Linked DNA regions of Homo sapiens: region 2 is linked to region 1. The links are chromatin contacts, found by Hi-C in ENCODE. All regions are on one chromosome and are shown on one strand. The core of a region is the stretch at or near the end of the contact, and the rest is flanking DNA. Distances in the headings are between cores, read along the strand shown. Region 1 has its middle 60 kb from the start of TEX41. Region 2 overlaps TEX41 (testis expressed 41).

Region 1 (5,539 bases), core at 1,757-4,256:
AGCCCCACATGCCAACTTCCAAAAAAGTCTTACTCTGGGACCACTCAGCAGATGGTCCTAATTGTGAGCTGCACTCACACCAAACCATGGGTAATGTTCTGCCCTTTCCCCTGAAACCCTATTTGCACAATGACAAAATCCTACAAGTATGGCACATATTGTATCGTTATCCAATAGGTCATGGGGCCCTTTTTTCCATTAAAAAAAAAAAAAAAGCTAAACTGAGACATAGGCTAAATGAGAGCCAAAGTATTTTGAAAAGTTATAATGAATTCTTATGAAAGAAATTATATTATGCATAATATAAACATCTGTATTTAAGGAAGATAATGGTTTAGCTCCAGGAAATAATAGCTAAGTAGTGATGACTTAAGCAAATGTTATATAATTAATGGAAATAAAAATTATATACTGTTACAGTTAAGGGATGCTTGGGAGAATGGGACAGGAGGTAACTCATATCAATAGACTCAGTGCACTAAAGAGAATTAAAGCTTCTGTGAAACAGGCTTCCCCAAAGAGGAAAACTACAAAAAGATCAAACTTCCTGAGGTTCAAATATGTTAAGTTCTACTATTTAAGCCCCATTACACATATAGTTACTGGCAATAGCCATTTCTTACCTTCAACAGGGTCAATTTACCTCTTAAAATGAGATATTTAAAGGCAGGCTGCTGGCCTGGTGTCTTGGATGGCAGATCACAGAGTTCCAAAGCCCTTAAGATGTAGCACTAGTTCTGACTAAGTCGTAATTAACTTCATCGGGAGTTACATGATAGCAACATAGAACAGAATTTGGCTGAACATTTTTAGTATTCTTCCACTTGGTAATTACTACTTCAATGGGAATTTCAAGTAAGAAACAGAGGGCAGAATTTGGACCACAAAGAGAAGTACATCAAGTTAACTGGCCCAATTTATAACGCCAATAACAGAGTGTATTAAAATCTCCCATGAAACATCCCCATTAATGCATCGATTGCATCATGAATGTGAATTGAACCCCAAACTGATTACCCAGGTTCTGTACTAAGTCCCCAGGAAGGGCAATGTGTAGAGGAGAATATGGCTAGGGAACGGCTCCATATACCAGATAACCACCCTAGAAGGCAATTATGTAAAAGCTAAGTAAAGAGCTGGACACTGCTGGGCAGTTTAACCACATAAGAAATTCTTAGGAGCCATTACAGCTCCCGTCTGGGCATTAAATATCTGAAGAATAAGATTAGGCCACTAAGATTTGGGCTTGTGCTTCAAAATGAAAACCCAATGCTAAGTTCAGAATTATACCTAAAATGATAGTTACACATTACAGAACTTCAAATTATACAATATACAACTTTTTACTACCATTAATTGTGGAACATAACATTTCCTGAAACTCTATCATAATTCTCCTTCAAAAGTGTTTATATTATACATGACCTAATTTTTATCATAAAAACTGAGACTTAATTTTTTTGGCTTGCTTGCTTTAAATTATAGTATTTAGTTGGAAACTAATTTTAGGGTATTATCAATTTGACATTTGAGTTTAAAGTACACTGAAAAAATACAAACTTATGCAGAATATAGAAAGATTATATCTTAAAAATATATTCTCTTCTTTGCTACCTGTGTTCCTCTAAGTAATTCACCTGAGGCACTTAAGAAAAGACTTAATACATTTCCTGAGGGCCAATCCACAATCCCCTTGATGTGGTGTCTGGCCAGACTTTCAATTGAAGGCCATTAACACCACTTCTCCAACCAGCCTTGAGCTAACTCTCCCCTGTCCTCAAGTCTTGAAGTTCACCACCCCTCAACAGCCCCCATTTCTGGGTGGCCATAGCATTGAGAAACAAAAGAAAAATCATAGCAACATGCCCTACCAAGTAAAGCAGACTGCACTCCATAGGCCAGCCCATTCATCAATGCACCATGTTTGTTAACATTCTGAAAGACATTTGTACAGAGAACAAATTGACGGAGCTCATGTTTATATCAGAAATCTCAGAAATGGCAGGGGATTTATTCGTGGAATCTTAATACCCATTCAGACTGTCATAAAACACAAAGGACCAGATTCAATAAAAACTCTGTCCAACTTCCACAACACTAAAGTCTGTGTGAGCCTTCAAAACAAAATCAATTTTTCCAGCTTTGCAAAGGGCTGTTCAGACTTCGGTAGCATGGAAGCCAGCTGGGGCATTTCCTAACTCATCCCCTAAATTAGTTTCAAAAGTAGTTTTGAAGACCACATTTGATCAGAAGAATTTGCACACTTTCCTCTCTCTCACTCTCTCCCTTTCTCCTCTTTTTCTCCCCCTTTTTAAAAAACACATTTCATAGTACATCACATGGAGAACAAACAACAGAACTGCAGCATATGTCTCATGCAGTTAAAAGCTTCAAAACTGGCCTGTAAAACGGAATTCTTTGGTACACAGTGAAAAAATATTTTTTGATTCCATAATCCATACTGCAGGAAAGTTGGGTGTAATCATTTTTGAAAGTTGCTGCGTCCATGGACAGCTGTTCTTCATACATACTGAGAATGTTTCCTTTACATTCCTAAGGACATGAGAGTTTGACAGCAAGCCAATACCTTTGGAAATGGTGAAAGCTAAACAAACCCCATACTGATGCTTTTACTCTCTCAACAAACTTTCTCCCACAACTAAAATGTTAAAACTTTTACCCCACAGCCCACATTCTGAGATTAGTCCAATAACTAATGTTCTGTCCAAGTAAAATACATTTTGTCATAGCTTGAAAATGTTACCTTTCACAGAAGTATAGTATTTCTGACCAGCAGGGAACATATGTCAACATTATCTATTATTACCCAATGTCAGGACCAAAAAGGGAAGGTGGGTGGTGGATGTTAATAACGACTTAAGCGATTTCTAAAAGAGGCATTTGAGAAGTACAAAGCCAGAAGTTTCAAATGTTTTGTCTTATTTTCGCTGTGTCAGCAACCTGCCCCCCCCACAAGAACAAACCTAATGCTGCCTCCGACTTGACGCCTAGTTCTCTTTTCAATTTTAGCCAACGCTTTGCTAAGCTGGAAAGTTTGAAAAATACCCTAGAAAACTTCTCCACCAGAAAATGAAAAACAAAAACATATGACCAGCAATGATGAAAGCAACTCCCACTCGCTAAGAAAAAGATTTTCAATCACAGAAGCACACAGCTTTTGGATTTGAACATTTATTTTCATTTTTCTAGCTACTTGTCTGGTGTTTAGATTTGGGGGTTGGGTTTCTTGTTGGACATTGGAAGAGACAGGGGAAATGCTGGTTGGGAGTGTAATTGTATTTAAGCAATTTTCACAAAGGTAAGCAGAAAGCATTCTCCTCAACCAACAAGGCTACAGGGGAGACAACTGCTCATTCTCAGTTGAATACGGATTCCCCTGCAGGAGTGGAAAGACACCTTCCATAACTGACCAGAGGAGGATATGTGTGTGTCTCTTGCCCTTCCTAACGTTGGATCAAGCTGTGGCACATAATATCGTGTGAACCTGTGGTTCACCATGCCCCCAACCTGGGCAGCCATGACCAGGAACTGAAAACAGACTTTGAGGCACCACGACTGGGAGCAATCAAGTTTTTGTTGTTTCCGTGGGCCATGCGGTTCTATGCAGTGTTTCCCAAGGAAAAGAGACTTGAGTTCTACTTCTCCACATGAACATCTTGGGGAAGAGATTACTTTGGGACAGGGGTCAAGACTCGTGTCCTGGTTCAGGCCCGGAACAGGAAGTATTGGAGTAATATGTCCCCTCGAGTCCTGGAGATTTGTGTAGTTTCCCTTGGGGACTTAGTGTCTCGGGGTCCTGGGCATATTGGAAAGTAGGTTCTCACTCACTTATCTCTTTGGTCACCTTAAAAATGAATCCTTCCATGTGAAGAAATCGTTCAGGAGAGATTATAGAGTAAAACCATTTAAATACATTCCTCATGATAAAAAGACTCCTACAACTACAGAAAACTCAAACCATGGCACAGCATGTGCCACAGACTGGAGGAAGGCAGCAGGGCTTATTGTTTTGACTTTTGGAGGAAGTTATCCTAATTTGTTCTTCCTCATCTCACTCAGCTTCTGAGGACAGAAGTCATAGAATGATGGGTTCCTTCTAGATACCAGTAAGACAAAAAGGAGATCTTAATTACTTATGTAGTCTACATTGCTACCCAAACAGTATTTTAATTGCTAAATGGCAGAAGTTTATATTCATCCCACAATTGAATGCTACATCTAAAATGATCAAATTACAGGGGATTTTCTGCTCTTTGTGTACAGTGCTGTTGCCCAAGGCACCAAGCAGAAGAGAGTGCTTTGAGGCAATGTTTCCAGGACTGTGGGAGAGGTGGAATGCCCTCAGTTCCCTCAGTTCATCAGTCCTCATTCACCTACTCCTCTTGGGCCCATGTTGGATTAGGAGTTTGGTTTTATTCATGGTAGAGGATACAGTTAACTGGCCACCTTTCATTTAGCACATGCCTCCTGTGAACTTCCACCTGAGATGAAAAACCACAGTAGATGTTGTATAAAAATAGTGCTAACTTAAACACACAGATTGTCTTTTAGCAGAATCATTAAATGCTGAGATGGAAAAGAAACTTAAAGGTTTAGCCTCCTTAGTTTTAAAGTACACAATTAAAACCCAGAGACGAATTGCCCAGAGGCGAATTTGCTGTCACACATCTTAGCAGATGCCCTGATTCCACTCCATTTTGACATGATATTTTGGAAAACTAAGTGATAGTATTGGAAGCCCGGACCCTGGTCCCCTCTCAGGTGGAGGGAGTTGGGTAGTGATTAGAAAGGGCGTGAGGGAATCTCTGACATGCTGACCTCTTGATCAAGTTGCTGTTTATATGAGCTTCTTCACCAATGATTTGGGCACTTTTCTGCAAGTATATTACCCTTCCATTAAAAAAAGAGGGAAGCAAAAGAAAGAAAAATAATTAAATGCAGTTTTAAAATTGTGTGCACATATAATTGCCACTTCTATTTAAAAAAAATCCTTAGATATTAAATTTAAAATAAAATTAAATACTATCTACTAAGAAGGTTGACAGGTTATCATTCCAGCCCAAACACAGGAAAATAAGAATCTTAATAGAGAAAACAGTAACACATCTTCAAAATAATAATAATTTCCATTTGTAATGTACTGACCAGGCTATGCAATATTTTATTATTTCATTGTTCTTGATCTCAAAGCACCTGTTCTCTAAGGAGAAAATTTATTTGTTTCATCATTTTATAACTATAAATACTAAAATTCAGCGAGATTTAGTAACTTGACTAATGACTAGTAGCTTGTACCACAGGAAGGAGAAACTGGACATTTTGACCCTTTCCTATCTTAGGCAATCTCTCCACTACAATATGTAGCCAGTAATAAAAATATCTTGCTTTTGTGGGGAGGTAGGATATTTTCATTCATTCCACCCAAATATGTATCAAAGATTAGGCACTTCAGGATTACAAACATGAAATGGAAACCTATCTTCAAGAAATTTGCTTTTTCATGAGGAAGTGAAACAGC
Region 2 (5,539 bases), core at 1,047-3,546, 390 kb before region 1:
GTAACTAGTCCCTACACACAGTGCTGATGCCCGGCAGGGGCTTCCCCTCACAGCATCCCTGCTGAACTGCCATCTCTCCTCTCCATCACGATTAGCCCGATCAACTGAAAGATGCTTGCTCTGGGATCTTGTCCATTATTTCTTCCAAGAATTGCTAACTACCTAACTTGTTTTTAAATGCTTTCCACACATATTAAAAACTGTTGCCACCAATGGTGGAGTGTGGCTCAGAGTAAAGTGATGCATTATATCATTTTCCCCTAGAAGTCACATATTTCTCTCACTATCCTTTTCTTTACCAGATACAGCAGAGGTGTCCAACAGAAATATAATACAAGCCACAAATGTAAGCCAAATAAGTCATTTTAAATTTTCTAGTAGTCACATTTTTAAAATGTAAAAGAAACATGAAATTATGAGAGCACATTTAATTAACAAAATTTTATCTAAAATATTATGAGTTCAACATGTAACCAAAATGATGATACAAAGTCTTGTATAAATTATGGGGGTTGTAGCAGTCTGGCCATATCATTAATAGCTTAGAGTGATCAGCTGAAGAAGTAGTCAGTCCCACCTTGAATGTTAAAAAGCTGGGATTCTCAAGGAGGGGGTGGCAGAATGCGAGAACCAGGGGTGGGAGTCAGGATCATCTCAGAGAACTTTCTAAAAGAGCATGTAGAGATAAAAAGCATGTGTGATTTGAAAAAAAAAAAAATCCAAAACAATTTATAAGTCACCCTCATTTCCTTCCTAATTTGAGATCCAGAGTGGAAAAGAGAATTCTTCCAATGGGAATGGATAATTAATAAAAATTCTTCCACTTCCAATACTCAAAGACTACATAATATAGAAGCTTGGCATCCTCCCAGCTCTTTCATAAATCATCCCACATTATGCAACACTTATTTTTCCAAATAGAGGTAAAAGATTACATCCTTAAGGTCCATTTTATCTAAATGCATCCCTTTTGGCCCAGTGTGTAGAACATATCTAGATTAATGATTGAGGGCATCTAACTATGAAATGAATCACTATTACCTTTCCTTTTTCCACCCCCCCTCTCTCTCTGTTGGCTTTTCTCTAGTACAGGATTTTTCACAGGACAACAGCTTTTGATTTGGACTTTTAACCTCTTTGGATTGAAGTAGAGAGAGGGCATATTAGAACAAAATTTATGGAGAAATTCAAAATTAAATATCAAAGTGTAGGCATGAATGTGTGGGACAATTTTGATTTGTATTTGCTTTCCCACACCATTTTGTATCCCATGGTAGAGGCTGTCATGAGTAGGGAAGTATTCCAGTTAGTGGAACAACGGCCTGTGAATTCATATATTGGCAACATCTTAATTCTGTTCTGTGACTTAATCTCTCTAAGATTTACATTGTAAAAACAGTAATCTAGACATTTCAGGGTTGCTTGCTATCTAAAGATGTAAAAAACAAAAGTACACAAATGAATGGTTTCAAAATGCTTTTGAAAAATAATGTAAACATCACCAAAAGGTTTTGTTTTTAATTGTCAGATGCTTTCTTTCTCATTTTCAGATGATGACAAACACAATGGCAGACACTCAATATTTCTGAGAGTTTTTTAATATGCAAACTTTTTGATTTGAACATTAAGAGTTTGATAGCACACAATAGCCTCTGTGGCTTTAAAATGCCTTAATTATTTTAAATACAAATGTAAAATTCAGACACCTAGTGTTACTTAAATGCACCCAGGTTTCTGTGGTTTAATAATAACATCTGTTTTGGTTTTTCAACCACAAAAGTGCATTTAATCTGTTCTTCCTTTAGTTGAACTTTTCACATCTGCTTCGGCTCGGTTCCCATAAGCTAAAGACCAGATCTTTTCCAAAAGTAGGAAGTCTACCTGTACGACTGTTGTTCTAGCTCAAAAGATCTGTTTTTAATACCAGCTGAAGATTTCAAAAGAATAACAAAAATAAACTTCTTACCCATAATGCACTTCTTATGCTTTTTGGCTTACATATCAGTGCGGTCATTTTATGAATGCAATACTGCCTGGACATTTTAAATTAAAACAGTGAATTGTCAGATCACACATGCCCAGGTAGTCCCTGATCTCTTAAGTTTTTTAATCATGGAAAAAGAGTGTATTCTATTAAGTTAATTTTTCATGAAAAAGTTATACTAAGGATGGACAGTGGCTTAAAAACCTCAGTGGTTTTTTTTGGACACACACTTAGTGCTTATCTGAATCCCATGGGTCCTGAAAAGTAGGCCGGAAAATGTTGCAAGGACAACATTACTTCACAGATTTTCCACAATTGTTTGCTGCCTCCGAGGCTTCAGCTCTTATAACCAATCCTAAGAGACCTATCTAAAATCAGAGACTGTGAAACCAAATCCTAATAAGCGTCTTTGAAAACCAACCAAGGTGCTGAGATGAAACACATTTTTCTTTACGTATGAATTTTGGTAGAGAAAATTATTGAATAAATGAGTGCCTGGGTTAGATATGTGATAATTGTTTTTCTCAAGTGGAAAGATTGACTCTCTTTATCAGCATTCACAAGAGATTGAACAAAGCTGAATATTCAGTCTTTATTTGGACAAGATTTAATTGATATCAAGTTAGTCTAATTATTTTATTTTAGAAAGTTATTTTGAATATGTGAGATGCACATAATTATATATTTTTCCTGATGTATGATTATGTAATTATACGTGGTCCTGTTTACAGGACAGAGCAACACAGCATGCTGCAATTAGTAGGTGTTCAACTCATGTTTGGTGAATGAGGCCTAATGAGGCAATATAATGGAGAGAGCCCGGTAGACTACCTTTGTCGATGCAAACAAGATGATTCTGTGATTTGAATAATTTCCCAATGTCTTACGTAAATAGGAGTTGTCAGCAGGGGTGATTCAACTTAATTCAAAAAATATTTACTGATTGCATGACATGTGCAAGTCACTACAATAAGCAGAGTAACAAATACAGGAATAAGCATGAGTTTTACAAAGTTAAAGTAGCAAATTATGAAAAATGCCTTAAGAAAAATAGCAAAACACTGTTATGGTGGAAATAGCATTTGAGACAGGCCTTGAAAGAAAAGTCATCAAAATTTGGAGAGTGTTGAATACGAGAGTTTTGAACGAAAGGTGAGAAAGAAAGTGATCTGGTAAGACAGCAAAAGATTTCAGGTCTAGAGAACATAATTAGGAAAAGTAGAGAATGACAAGCAGTTTCATTTGTCTCATGGACAAGGATAAAGATAGAAGAGTAGCCTGGTGGTATGCTATGGAACACTTTAAATGCTCTGCCAAGGAGCAGGCACATCATATAGTAGACAATGAGAGCCTGAATCTTCAAATTAGGTTTTCTTAATGGTATTCAAATATTTACCACAAATTTCCATCATTTTGCCAGCAAAGACAGATCTAAACAAGTACATTTTTTTCCAAACTTGGTCAAAATCATTTGGTATTGCTCTTAAATTTATTTTTCATTTAAAAGATAAGTCGTGGAGGGGGATATCTGTCAAATTTTCTGAACCTTACATTCATTGCTGGGCTTGAAGATAAAGCATAAGAGGTCCTTTTACAGTTCACGCAGAAGAAACAGTCTCTGGAAGAGAGAAGGAAACCCTTAAAAATATGAGTAGAAAAGCCATTTGTGGAACTTCTTGCACCCAAATACTCAAAATTAAGTGCTATCAAGATCTATTTGACTATTGGCAATTCTAAGAAGAAGGCTCCCTATATAAACCATTAGTTAAATGACAGTTATTGAGATTTTTATTTAATGACAAGGAGGAAGGAGAATATGACACAAAATAAGACAAAGACTTTTCCTGTGTGATTTTGGATCTAAGCACTTATTTATAACTATTGTAAATATAACTAATATTTTGGTCACTTTGTTGAGAGAGTCATAAAATCAACTCTATAAATATTAATTGAGAAAAGCACCACGATGAAATTTTTCAATGCTTTAACATAACAGTGATGGGATGTTGAGAAATACGGAATTTTGTTTTGTTTTGTTTTCATCATGATGCTACACAGACAGAATAGGGATGTACATAGCTAGGTGTGTCTATCTGTGTGTTATAGACACATACACACATAAAGGAAATATAATTTTAATATTTCTGCCAGTCTGAGATTAAATAGAGTGATATGGGTCACACCCTCGGTGGTTCTTTATTTACCTTTTATGGGGACATGACAATGTGGATGGAATATGGAACAGAAAGGAGAAAAAGATTTAGTATGCTCCAAATGTCCCAAACCAGCTTGTTATTATTATCCCTATATCTTCTTCACTCCAACCTGACCTGCTTCCAGTATTATCTCCCATCTACTGAAGAATATAAAGCAATGCTCATGACTTCCGGCCCTATATCCAACCCAACATAATGCCTTACACCTTTACTCATGAAGTATTTTTCAATTTCAATTCTATCACCAATTCTACCACCCTAATCCAAGCCACCACTGTGCCACATGTAGAGGCCCGTGATAGTACATTATCTGTTCTAGTTTCACCCCCCCACCCCAACCCTTCTCCAATTCATTTTCCATGCAGCGGGCAGATGGCTATGATCTTGTCACCACCCACTACCTATCTCTATCCCTTGCTATTGCTCTTAGGATGTTTCTCACTGTTGTACCTATTCCATTTAGCTATGATGGAATTAAATTTATTTTAATTGCTGTGCTCAGATGGGAAGAAAGACTGATAAATAATGAGATAAATGAGGGAACTGGAAATATTCAGAGATTGGTCATTTTGCTTTTATGCCCTGAAGCAATGATATTTCACATTAAATAAATTTTTTTAAAAAAGGCAGTTTCTTCTCCAGGGCAACATTATCTTTGTTTTTTTATAGAGTTCCCATGATTACTCATTGGTTTGGTATTCTGGAGTTTGTGGACTTTATTCAGAATATGAGAAACCTAATTCTTTATAAGTCAAAAGCAAGTACTGAAAATTTAATTCATAAAGAAAAGAGTTTTCCACATATTTTCACAGGCTTCCTTAAAAATCTTCCCCATTTTGCTCGTCACAGTACTTCCAGAAGGGATCGTGTTATTACGCAAGATTTCAAGTAGGGCTGCTATTGAGGAGGCTACCTGGACTCAATTTTTAACTTTATATTTCAGAATTCCACCATGTGTTTTTCCTTCTCATAAAGGATCAAAACCACATCATGACAGAACAATCTGTGAGAATCATAGGCTTTTAACAAGGAAGAAACGGATTAAAAAATACTTCACGCCTTATTAAAGAAATCCCTATGTTCCTCAAAAGCACTTTTTAGCATCTTATTAGTGGCATTTGATCTGACTGACATATTGACCAGTAATTGGAGCAGAAGATGGATCTATTCCACTTAGATCACAAAGGGAATAAAAATTTTGGCTGTAAATTCAAGACGGACAACTTCCAAATAATTTCTTTAGAATAACTCCCTATAAAACAGCCTTCTAAGTTGTTCTAGATACATCGTCAGATTCTTTAATAAATCACTGGCCAATAGGTGAACCTTATTGTTTTTA

The links. Hi-C counts contacts between places; a loop is a spot of excess contacts on that map. Pooled maps may share reads with other maps.
Region 2: a loop to region 1 is called in a map of ascending aorta, with 2.2 times the contacts of the local background. The contact joins two enhancer-like sites. A Hi-C loop is called at or near these places in 2 of 168 maps with a recorded cell type or tissue (ascending aorta and endothelial cell of umbilical vein) and 4 of 50 pooled maps.

Annotation. Positions count from the first base shown.
Region 1 is chr2:144,605,443-144,610,981 of GRCh38, reverse strand. No RefSeq gene overlaps it. Among named protein-coding and RNA genes, the nearest start is that of TEX41, 60 kb to the left of the region's middle. RefSeq lists an enhancer at 1,460-1,961. Within about 2 kb of position 3,006, at least 5 of the 41 ENCODE cell types and tissues checked have a DNase peak (open chromatin) inside an H3K27ac peak, as active enhancers do; they include ascending aorta, where a contact is called at or near this core.
Region 2 is chr2:144,995,964-145,001,502 of GRCh38, reverse strand. All of the region lies in intron 3 of TEX41 (testis expressed 41), which reads right to left. Among named protein-coding and RNA genes, the nearest start is that of LINC01966, 120 kb to the right of the region's middle. Within about 2 kb of position 2,296, at least 4 of the 41 ENCODE cell types and tissues checked have a DNase peak (open chromatin) inside an H3K27ac peak, as active enhancers do; they include ascending aorta, where a contact is called at or near this core.